Linked DNA regions of Homo sapiens: region 2 is linked to region 1. Evidence: chromatin loops called from intact Hi-C (ENCODE). Cell type or tissue: HepG2. All regions are shown on one strand. Region 1 overlaps USP31 (ubiquitin specific peptidase 31). Region 2 overlaps USP31 (ubiquitin specific peptidase 31).

Region 1 (5,000 bases):
GGTACCGGTTGTTCCTTTCCATGTTTAGTGCTTCCTTCAGGAGCTCTTGTAAGGCAGGCCTGGTGGTGACAAAATCTCTCAGCATTTGCTTGTCTGTAAAGGATTTTATTTCTCCTTCACTTATGAAGCTTAGTTTGGCTGGATATAAATTTTGGGTTGAAAATTCTTTTCTTTAAGAATATTGAATATTGGCCCCATTCTCTTCTGGCTTGTAGGGTTTCTGCAGAGCGATCTGCTGTTAGTCTGATGGGCTTCCCTTTGTGGGTAACCTGACCTTTCACTCTGGCTGCCCTTAACATTTTTTCCTTCATTTCAACCTTGGTGAATCTGACAATTATGTGTCTTGGGGTTGTTCTTCTCGAGGAGTATCTTTGTGGTGTTCTCTATATTTCCTGAATTTGAATGTTGGCCTGCCTTGCTAGGTTGGGGAAGTTCTCCTGGTTAATATCCTTGAAGAGTGTTTTCCAGCTTGGTTCCATTCTTCCCATCACTTTCAGGTACAGCAATCAAACATAGATTTGGTCTTTTCACGTAGCCCCATATTTTTTGGAAGCTTTGTTCATTTCTTTTTACTCTTTTTTCTCTAACCTTGTGTTCTTGCTTTATTTCATTAATTTGAGCTTCAGTCACTGATACCCTTTCTTCCACTTGATCGAATTGGCTATTGAAGCTTGTGCGTGCATCACAAAGTCCTCATGCCATGGTCTGCAGCTCCATCAGGTCATTTAAGCTCTTCTCTTCACTGTTTATTCTAGTTAGCCATTTGTCTAACCTTTTTTTCAAGGTTTTTAGCTTCCTTGCGATGGGTTTGAACATGCTCCTTTAGCTCAGAGAACCAACCTTCTGAAGCCTACTTCTGTCAACTCATCAAAGTCATTCTCCATCCAGCTTTGTTCCATTGCTGGCGAGGAACTGCGATCCTTGGAGGAGAAGAGGTGCTCTGGTTTTTAGAATTTTCAGCCTTTCTGCTCTGGTTTCTCCCCATCTTTGTGGTTTTATCTACCTTTGATCTTTGATGTTGGTAACCTACAGATGGGGTTTTGGTGTAGATGTCATTTTTGTTGATGTTGGTGCTATTCCTTTCTTTTTGTTAGTTTTCCTTCTAATGATCAGGTCCCTCAGCTACAGGTCTGTTGGAGTTTGCTGGAGGTCCACTCCAGACCCTGTTTGCCTGGGTATCACCAGTAGAGGCTGCAGAACAGCAAATATTGCTGCCTGATCCTTTCTCTGGAAGCTTCGTCCCAGACAGGCACCCGCCTGTATGAGGTGTCTGTCGGTTCCTACTGGGAGGTGTCTCCCAGTTAGGCTACATGGGAGTCAGGGACCCACTTGAGGAGGCAGTCTGTCCATTCTCAGAGCTCAAATGCCATGCTGGGAGAACCACTGCTCTCTTCAAAGCTGTCAGACAAGGACCTTTAAGTCTGCAGAAGCTGTCTGCTGCCTTTTGTTCAGCTATGCCCTGCCCACAGAGGTGGAGTCTATAGAGGCAGCAGGCCTTGCTGAGCTGTGAGGGGCTCTGCCCAGTTTGAGCTTCCTGGCTGCTTTGTTTACCTACTCAAGCCTCAGCAATGGTGGATGCCCCTCCCCCAGCCAGGCTGCCACCTCGCAGTTTGTTCTCAGACTGCTGCGCTAGCAGTGAGCAAGACTCCGTGGGCATGGGACCCACCGAGCCAGGCATGGGAGAGAATCTCCTTGTCTGCCGGTTGCTGAGACCTTGGGAAAAGCACAGTATTTGGGCAGAAGTGTCCTGTTTTTCCAGGTACAGTCTGTCACAGCTTCCCTTGGCTAGGAAAGGGAAATCCCCCGACCCCTTGAGCTTCCCGGGTGAGGCGACACCCCACTCTGCTTCAGCTCACCCTCCGTGGGCAGTACCCACTGTCCAACCGTCCCAATGAGATGAACCAGGTACCTCAGTTGGAAACGCAGAAATCACCCATCTTCTGCATCGATCATGCTGGGAGCTGCAGACCAGAGCTGTTCCTGTTCGGCCATCTTGGAACGGATCCACTTCATTCCTTTTTAATGGCCGAACAGTATTCCATACATACATATGCATGTACCACATTTTGTTTATCCACTAATCTATTGATGGGCATTTGTTTTTTTCCTACCTTTTGTCTATTATGAATAGTCCTACTATGAGCATTTGTGTACAAGTATTTGTTTGAATACCTGTTTTCAGTTCTTTTGGGTATGTACCTAGGAATGGAATTGATGGATCATATCATAATTCTATGGTTGTCTTCTTGGGAATTGCCAAACTGTTTTCCACAGGAGCTGGATCATTTTACGTTTCCACCAGCAATAGATGAGAGTTCTAATTTCTCCACATCTTTGCCAACATTTATTTTTCATCTTTTTGATTTTAGCCATCCTGGTGAATGTGAAGTGTTACTTCATTGAGGTTTTGACTTGCATTTCTCTAATAGTAAATGATGATGAACATCTTGCCATGTGCTTGTTTGGCCATTTATATATTCTCTTTGGAGAAATGTCTATTCAAGCCTTTTTCCCATTTTAAATTGCATTATCTTTTTGTTGAGTTGTTTTTGTTGAGTTGTAAGAATTCTTTGTAAGGATGTATAATACTAGACCCTTATGGGATATATGACTTGCAAGTATTTTATTCCATTCTCTGGGTTTTTTCTCTTTCTTGATAGTGTTCTTTGACGTACAAAAGTTCTTCATTTTGATGAAGTCTGTTTTTTCTTTTGTTGCTCATAATTTTGTCGTCATATCTAAGAATCCGTCACCACATCCAAGGTCATAAAGATTTACTCTTGTGTTTTCTTCTGAGTTTTGTAGTTTTAGCTCTTACATTTAGGTTGTTGATACATTTTAAGTTAACCTTTATAAATTGTATGAGGTAGGGACCAAACTCCATTCTGGGACAAGTAAATATTTACTTGTCCCAGCACCATTTGATGAAGAGATTGTACTGTCCTCATTGAATGGTCTTGGTGCTCTTGTTGAAAGTCCTTATTTTAATTCCTCTTTTACTTTACCCTCTACTTCCAGAGGCCTCTGGCACCTCCAGTTTCTGATTCTTTCGGTGATCCTGTATATTGGGTTGGCCAGCTTTCTCCAATGCCAGCTTACAATTCAGTTTTCTCTGGTCTACTCATATTTACAATATTTTCTAGATAGTCTATTATTTCACTTATTCTTCTTTGACCCAGGTGCTTGTTTGTGTTTCTTTTCCAGTTGTTACGTTTCCCTGTATGTGTTTTTGTTTGGATTGTTTCTAGTTTTATTGCATTACAGTAAAAAATACCTAAATTATCTTGTCCAGAGAGCCTTTCCTCACTCCCTTTACCTGCAGGCTGGCTGGCGAACTCCTGCTCTTCTGGGCAGTTAACTTCTGTTAATCTCTCACACCAGCGTGTTATGTGGAAATGATTTGTTTTCTTCTCTGTCCTTCCCACCACACTGTGAAGTTCTCTGGAGCTGGGGCCACATTTTGCTTTATCTTGTTATACCCAGCAGTGCAATATAGTTCTTAATATGCAGCAAGAGCCCAGGTAATGTTTGTTCAACTGAAAGTTTCTCAAAATCCTGTTCCCACCCCAGTTGCTTAGGGTTAACACTAAGCTTCTATTTATAAGTGAATTTGGTGAATCCAAAGGTTATTGTATTCTAGCCAGAGACTGCCTTATTGAGTCTGCGTTAGCCTCTATCCTAAGGCCTTAACAGATGTTTTATTCAATATATAATGAGGCTACTGCTTTCCCCACATTACTGGTGAGGAAGCTGAGACTTGGAGATGAAGTAACCACTCCCAGCTCACACAGCTGGCAGTAAATGGGTCCACAGTTTGAACACAGAGCTTGATTTCTGTGCAGTTGACAATGTGGCATCCCCTTATCTCGTCAGGAGTCCACATCTATTCTAGGAGAACAGATCTTCCCACCCTTACCTCTGCCAAGAACCTGGGAAACGAGTTTATTGTCTCAACTTCAGATATCTATTATTTTTATTTTCTCATACCAGAGTTTAAAATGGTTAGGAAGTAAGATCTACTCCTGTTCCTTTTGTGATTTCTTTATGGTGTTTAAGCTTAAAAAGTTTTCTTCCCTCTAGTGGCTTGACAAAGATTCAGCTTTTTTCTTATTTCTAGTTTGTATGTGTTGTTTTTTTAAACTCTATCTGGAATTTATATTGGCATTAACTATGTACTTTGTCATTTTAAATTGTTATAATGTTGAGGTATCTTAATAGGTTCAGTGAGTCTTAGATTGCTGAGTATTGAGGTTATTGCCAGCATTCTGCTATAAATACTTTTGTGTAGGCCATTTGTATTTTATTCTCTTTCTGGTGGTATTATTATTAATGGTGGTGGCAGGAGGGGTTTCTTCTATTTTCCAGCTGGGATGTCATTTCCCTAGGCTGTGCTTCCAAAGGATTAAAGGAATGAACAGGTAGTCAGGCATTTATTGGGGTTGTGCTGGGTGCTGAGTTGCTGGGTACTTTGATTGACAGGGAGCTCTGCTTTGGGGCATTTGGGAGGATCAGTACTGTGCCTGTCAAATATATATTTTTGTTAACTTTAATGTGGATTGATCCAGTCTAGTAGACTGTATTCCAAGTTGGAAGATTCTCCTGATGGCTCTGAGTCTAGTAGGTGTAGTGTGTAATTTACCTTTTATTTCTTATAAGTCTGGCTCTTTAATCAGGGAGAAGAAACTGCTATTGAATATTGAAGAACATTCCACATCTTTATTTTTTAAAAATTTGTTTGATTACTGGTTGCATGACCTCACTAAATTTTCTTGGTGAATCATCTCAGCACACATGCCCTTCTAAAACTGTATCTAACCTTCACTGAAGTGCAGTTTTAATTTTCAGTTTTTAAGATAGGTAAGGCTAGTTTAAAGGAAATAATAATGGATGCTAAAGAAATTCTCTAACGGCTAGATGAGTAATCTAAGTAGGATGTTTCTTTTTTTGATTGCAGTTTAATTTACATAATGACATTTTTAAAAAAAATTTTCTCTGTTGGG
Region 2 (5,000 bases), 49 kb before region 1:
ACCAGAAGGTGGACCTGAGGCATACCTCACTGTGCTTCGCCTGCTTGGGGTGGACATCGTTATTTCATTCAGATATTCTTCACTTTCACATCGCTCACATTCAGCCTTAGAATCCTGCTCAGTTCTAGAAGGGCTCCAGGCAGCCACCACCACCTAGTTGAAGTTGGCAGAGGAGATAAAACCAATTTGCCATCTTGAGATAGTTACCTTGAGGTTAGAAAAGCACTTACTATGTCTTTGTGCTTTTATTATCTTAAAACTTTAAGTTACTAATGCTTTTCTTTGTAAGTTTTTCAATTAGAGTTCTTTCTTCCTTTTTAACCACATTGATTTGAGTTTTAGGAGCTTGCCAAGTAGATGGTTTTTGGTTTTGGATGGGCTAGATGGTTGTTAAAGTTGGGTTTTCATTTCCCAGGATGAAATGAGTTGACTAGCTCAACCTTGATATGCTGTAAAAAATGTCTCTAGCCATTACCTTTATCCTTTCTCTTTTCACACAGATTTTTTGTTTGTTTGTTTCCTACTCTTAGAGCACTGGTTTTCAACACGGGCACTTTTGCCTGTCCTCACCCCACCCTGCCCCCACCCCCTGGGACATTTGTCGATGTCTGGAACCCTACTTGGTTGTCACAGCTGGGATCAGGGTGCTACTGGCATGTGGTGGTAGATTCCAGGGATGCTGCTAAATGTCACACAATGTGCAGGACAGCCCCCCTTACTAAAGGGTTTTCACCCCAAAGTGTCAGTAGTGCTGAGGCTGAGAAACTGTTTGGAGGAAAGTTTGGAGACTCAGCGCAAGTTTCCTTTTACTTCCCCAGCCTTTAAAATGGTTACCTTGTTATCTCTCGCGCTCTCTCTTTCTCTCTCTCTCCCCCCCCCCAACCTCTCCCTCTCTCTTTCTCCTTCTCTGTCTCTGAGTGTGTATATGTGTTTGCAGCAGCACTAGGGTAAAACTTGGGCTTCACTGGCAGGACCCTTGCATCACTTTCCTAGTAAAATAGTGAGAGTAAATAAATCACTTTGAATACATAATATGCCATTTTAAAGGGAATCAGCTTATTGCTTTCATAGGAGCATGGGTGCCCCAGATTCTTACAAATGCTTTCTGAGTTTTAGAGCTCAGAGCCGTTTTGCAGCAAGTAAAAAGATGGATGGTCATCTTTCAAGCAAGAAAGATAAATTTTATGGCAGCAGTTTTTAAATTGTGCTGGCAAAGAACAGCTAGCACAGAGTGATCTATTGATAAAAGAATTGTGGGGACTCCTTCCAGATTTGCAGTGAAACAAATGGTAATTGATGAATAGAATTCTCTCTCCCATTTTTTTTTCCTTGAACTTTGGTGCCTTGTGGTGCTTATTTATTAGTGAGAATTCTCAAGTCACAAAAGGAATAAACTTGTATAAGAGACTAGTGGTGAACAACCTGGCAATCAGAGGCTCACACTTGCTGAGTTTCCCAGCCTGCTTTTCCATGCACTCATGCTGGGGGTTCTGGTGCTATGCTGCAAACCCATGGTACACAGTTTTTTTCTTGTTAGTGTCAAGCTCTTTAGTATACTGATACTTCAGTGTTTTCCACAAAGCACACTGACTTCAGGGTGTCCCTTGGAAAAAATGAAATTGTGTAGGTCACATTTAGCTTTGTGACAGAGTATAAAATAAAAAGTACATCCCTTCCTGGTCAGTTCTCTGGTCCATCAAATGCCATCACTTGAGTTTTAGCAAAGCTCCACACCTCTGAGGGAGAAAGTTGATAGAATCATGAAGTTTTAGACTTGGAAGCAGACTTGGATGTGGTGTGAGTAGTTCCTAGCCTTTCAGGATGTGGGAACTGAGTTCACCCACTAGCTAGAGGTTGAGGGAGCAGAACCAGAATTCTGACTTCCACTGACTGTGAACTCTGTGTACCCCTGCACTGCTGGTGCACAAACTGGGTCCTGGGCCTGGGTGGCCTTATCAGTACAAGCAATGAAACGACAGGTCTCAACATAACACGTACATGGGCAGAGGGGACGTGCTGAAACGTGTAACATTTTTTCCTCTGAGACTGTGGTGCTGAATTGGAGTGAAAATAAGGTCATCTGCAGCTAGCTTCACGTTTGTGCCATTGCTCCTCAGGCTTAGGTGTTTTTGGAAGTCTTTCTTAAAACACATTCCTTTCAGACTGTTTCAACACGTATATCAACACATGTGGATCTCTCTCCAGTAAGCTTTGAGCTGATGTTTACCACATCTTACCAAGTTTGGTAAAAGTGAAGTGTAAGAATTACAATAAATTTTCCATGAGGACTAATTGAGGAATAAAAATACATGGGATAATTATGAACTCCATATTTTGGACCTGAATCACATTTGCTGCACAGTTATTGTTAGTTTAGGTAAAGGGGCTGGGAATACAGGATTAAGTACAAAGGTTATAGGACTAGGTTCATGCCGTCAGAGAACTTAGCTGCTTATAGAGAAGCTGTTTTAAGTTGTACTGATGAGGAAAGTTCACTGGGAGCTGAGAGAGAGGTGAGATCATTGTGTATGAAAGTGTAAGTAGAAAGATTTCATTTATTCATCCTTTTATTTGTTGTCAGCAATTAAGCATCTACAAATTTGATTTTCTAACTCCATGCCACATATTGTACAAGTCATTTGTATATAGTGGAAAACAAAGTGATATGATAATGGTAAAAAAATTGTAAAAGGCCATGTGGTCCCTTCCTTTACGGAACTTTTATTGCCACAGAGGAGGCAGATATTATTCAATAAACACTGGTAAATATGAAATTAAAAATTACAGTAGGCCAGACATGGTGGCATGTGCCTGTAATCCCAGCACTTTGGGAGGCCGTGGTAGACAGATAGCTTGAGCTCAGGAGTTCAAGACCAGCCTGGGCAACAGGCGAAACCCTGTCTCTCCAAAAAGTACAAAAATTAGCCGGGCGTGGTGGCACACACCTGTGGTTCCAGCTACTTCGGAGGCTGAGGTGGGAAGATCACCTGAGCCAAGAGGTCAAGGTGTGGTGAGCCGAGATTGTGCCACTGCCCTCTGGCCTGGGCTACAGAGTGAGACCCTGTGTCCAAAAAAAAAAAAAAATTATTGTATAAATGCTAAAGAGAAATAGATAGGTGTATGAGAGGGAATAATGGGTGTGACCAGGCAGGAAGAATAAAATGCAGAAGGCGCTATAGTTGGAAAGAGCTGAGGGTACACTTGAAAGTCTGACAGATCTTGTTTGCAGCTAGAGAGCCAGGAGGAGAGCGGGATGGAGGAGGTGGAGAGGCAGGGGCCAGGTAGGCAGAGGCCGAGTCTGCCTTGTGTAGCTATAGTGCCTTACAGACCAAGGTAAGGGGTTTAGATTTTATTCCAAGAGTCATGGGGGCTGTTATAGGCTTTAAACAGAGTCCTGGTATGATCTTGTGAAAATGTGAAGTGGTTATTCTGGGCACTGAATAGTGAGTAGAATGGAGGCAGAGACCAGTCAGGAGGCTTTTGTGATGGACTGGGTAAAAGGGATGGTGGAGGGAGGTGGAGAAGTGGATGGATTTAAGATGTGTCTGGAGGTAGACTCTTGACAGAACTTGCTAATGGATTGATTTGTGGCAAGACACTGGAGCAGAGAACGTTGAGGAGAGCATCCAGAATAACTCCCACCTGTTTTCCTGAGCAACTGGGTGATTGCTGGGGCTGTATACCTATTTGAGGAGAAGGAGTTTTGGGGGAGTCAGGAATTCAGGTTCAGATATGTTAAATAGTACACTCAGGAGATGTCTAGTAGGCAGCTGGGTAAGGAACTCAGAAGATAAGATAAACATTTTGGAGGCGTCACCACTGGATGGTATTTAAAGCCATGGGCTATAGACTTAGAATGGGATTTGAAGATAAATAAAACATTGATAGTTAAGGGGAAGAGAGACGACATTCTAAGTTGCTAGGGAAATATTCTGAGCAGAGGTATAGATATAGCATGGTCTGGGGACAGAGAGCCTTGATTTGGAGCAGATTCTCGGCCTTGGCACTCTTGCTATTTTGGGCTGGCTAATTCTTTGTTGTTGGGGGCTGTCCTGGCACTGTAGGATGTTTAGCAGAATCCCTGGCCTTCACCCACTAGATGTGGTTGTACTCCCCCCTACTCCAAGTCATGACAATTAAAAATGTCTCCAGATACTGCCAAATGTCCCTCGGCAGCAAAATTGAGAACCACTGATTTGGAATGAAGGGGAGATAAATTTAGATAACTGGGGAGAGGAGAGGGGGCACATTATGGATGGCTTTGAGAGTCTGTCACAACAGTTTAGCCTTGAGGCTGCAATCAGTAGTGATTCAATTGAGCCTTCTTGAGTTGTGCAGAGAGATTGATTTGATGAAAACGATTTTAGAAAAATGGGTCTGATGGTGAGTGAAAATGAATCAAATGGAGGAGAAAATAAATACAGCGAGAAAACAATCACAGGAATGAAGTGAGGAAAAGGAGGAGGAAAGGTGAATCCAAGTGACATTTTGGAGGACATTGGACATTATTAAGAAAACTACAAGAGGCGTAGTGGTAAAGGGAATACTGAGGTTTCAGGCCAAGGTGATAAAGAAATAATAGGGATATTTGATATAAATTTAATAGCTGATAGAAATTGAGCACTTAGAAAGGGAAGTGGTTTGTGGAGCATGAGGAGCAGAAAGATTGTGCATTTAATTTGAATATATGGGGTTGGGAGCCATAGGATATGACCTTCCCACTTAAGAGAGGAAGCCTTAATAGACAGTTGGAAATCAGGTGCAATTTAGGACTAGCTGTATAGACTTGGATTCAGCTGCATAGAGGTGATAATTGAAGCCAGGAGCATATTTAGAAGGTCTGAGGCCCATGACTAAGCCTTTGAGGGAAACTAAAAATGAGAGGACAGGAGGAGAGAGAGGACCTCTTAAGGGGCAGTCAGAGAGGTAGCAGGAAAACCAGGAAGGCAGAGTCATGACACCTGGTTTGCTTTACAGTTTGACTACCTGCTCTTAGCGCT

Evidence for each region. A loop is a pair of places that touch in the nucleus more often than their neighbours do. Peaks named below come from ENCODE experiments on the same cell type or tissue, not always from the same donor. Only the 100,000 strongest peaks of a DNase experiment are listed, where the experiment ranks them.
Region 2: a loop joins it to region 1, with 4 times the contacts of the local background. A loop is called at or near these places in 23 of 110 quality-filtered maps.

What each region holds. Positions count from the first base shown.
Region 1 is chr16:23,090,877-23,095,876 of GRCh38, reverse strand. The region is part of intron 6 of USP31 (ubiquitin specific peptidase 31); the gene reads left to right. Among named protein-coding and RNA genes, the nearest start is that of USP31, 56 kb to the left of the region's middle. RefSeq lists an enhancer at 1,735-2,281. In HepG2, no CTCF peak of the experiment used is centred here; DNase peaks (open chromatin) are centred at 1,506 and 2,926; H3K4me3 peaks cover 873 bases.
Region 2 is chr16:23,139,466-23,144,465 of GRCh38, reverse strand. The region is part of intron 1 of USP31 (ubiquitin specific peptidase 31); the gene reads left to right. Among named protein-coding and RNA genes, the nearest start is that of USP31, 7.5 kb to the left of the region's middle. In HepG2, no CTCF peak of the experiment used is centred here; DNase peaks (open chromatin) are centred at 2,105 and 2,445; H3K4me3 peaks cover 1,787 bases.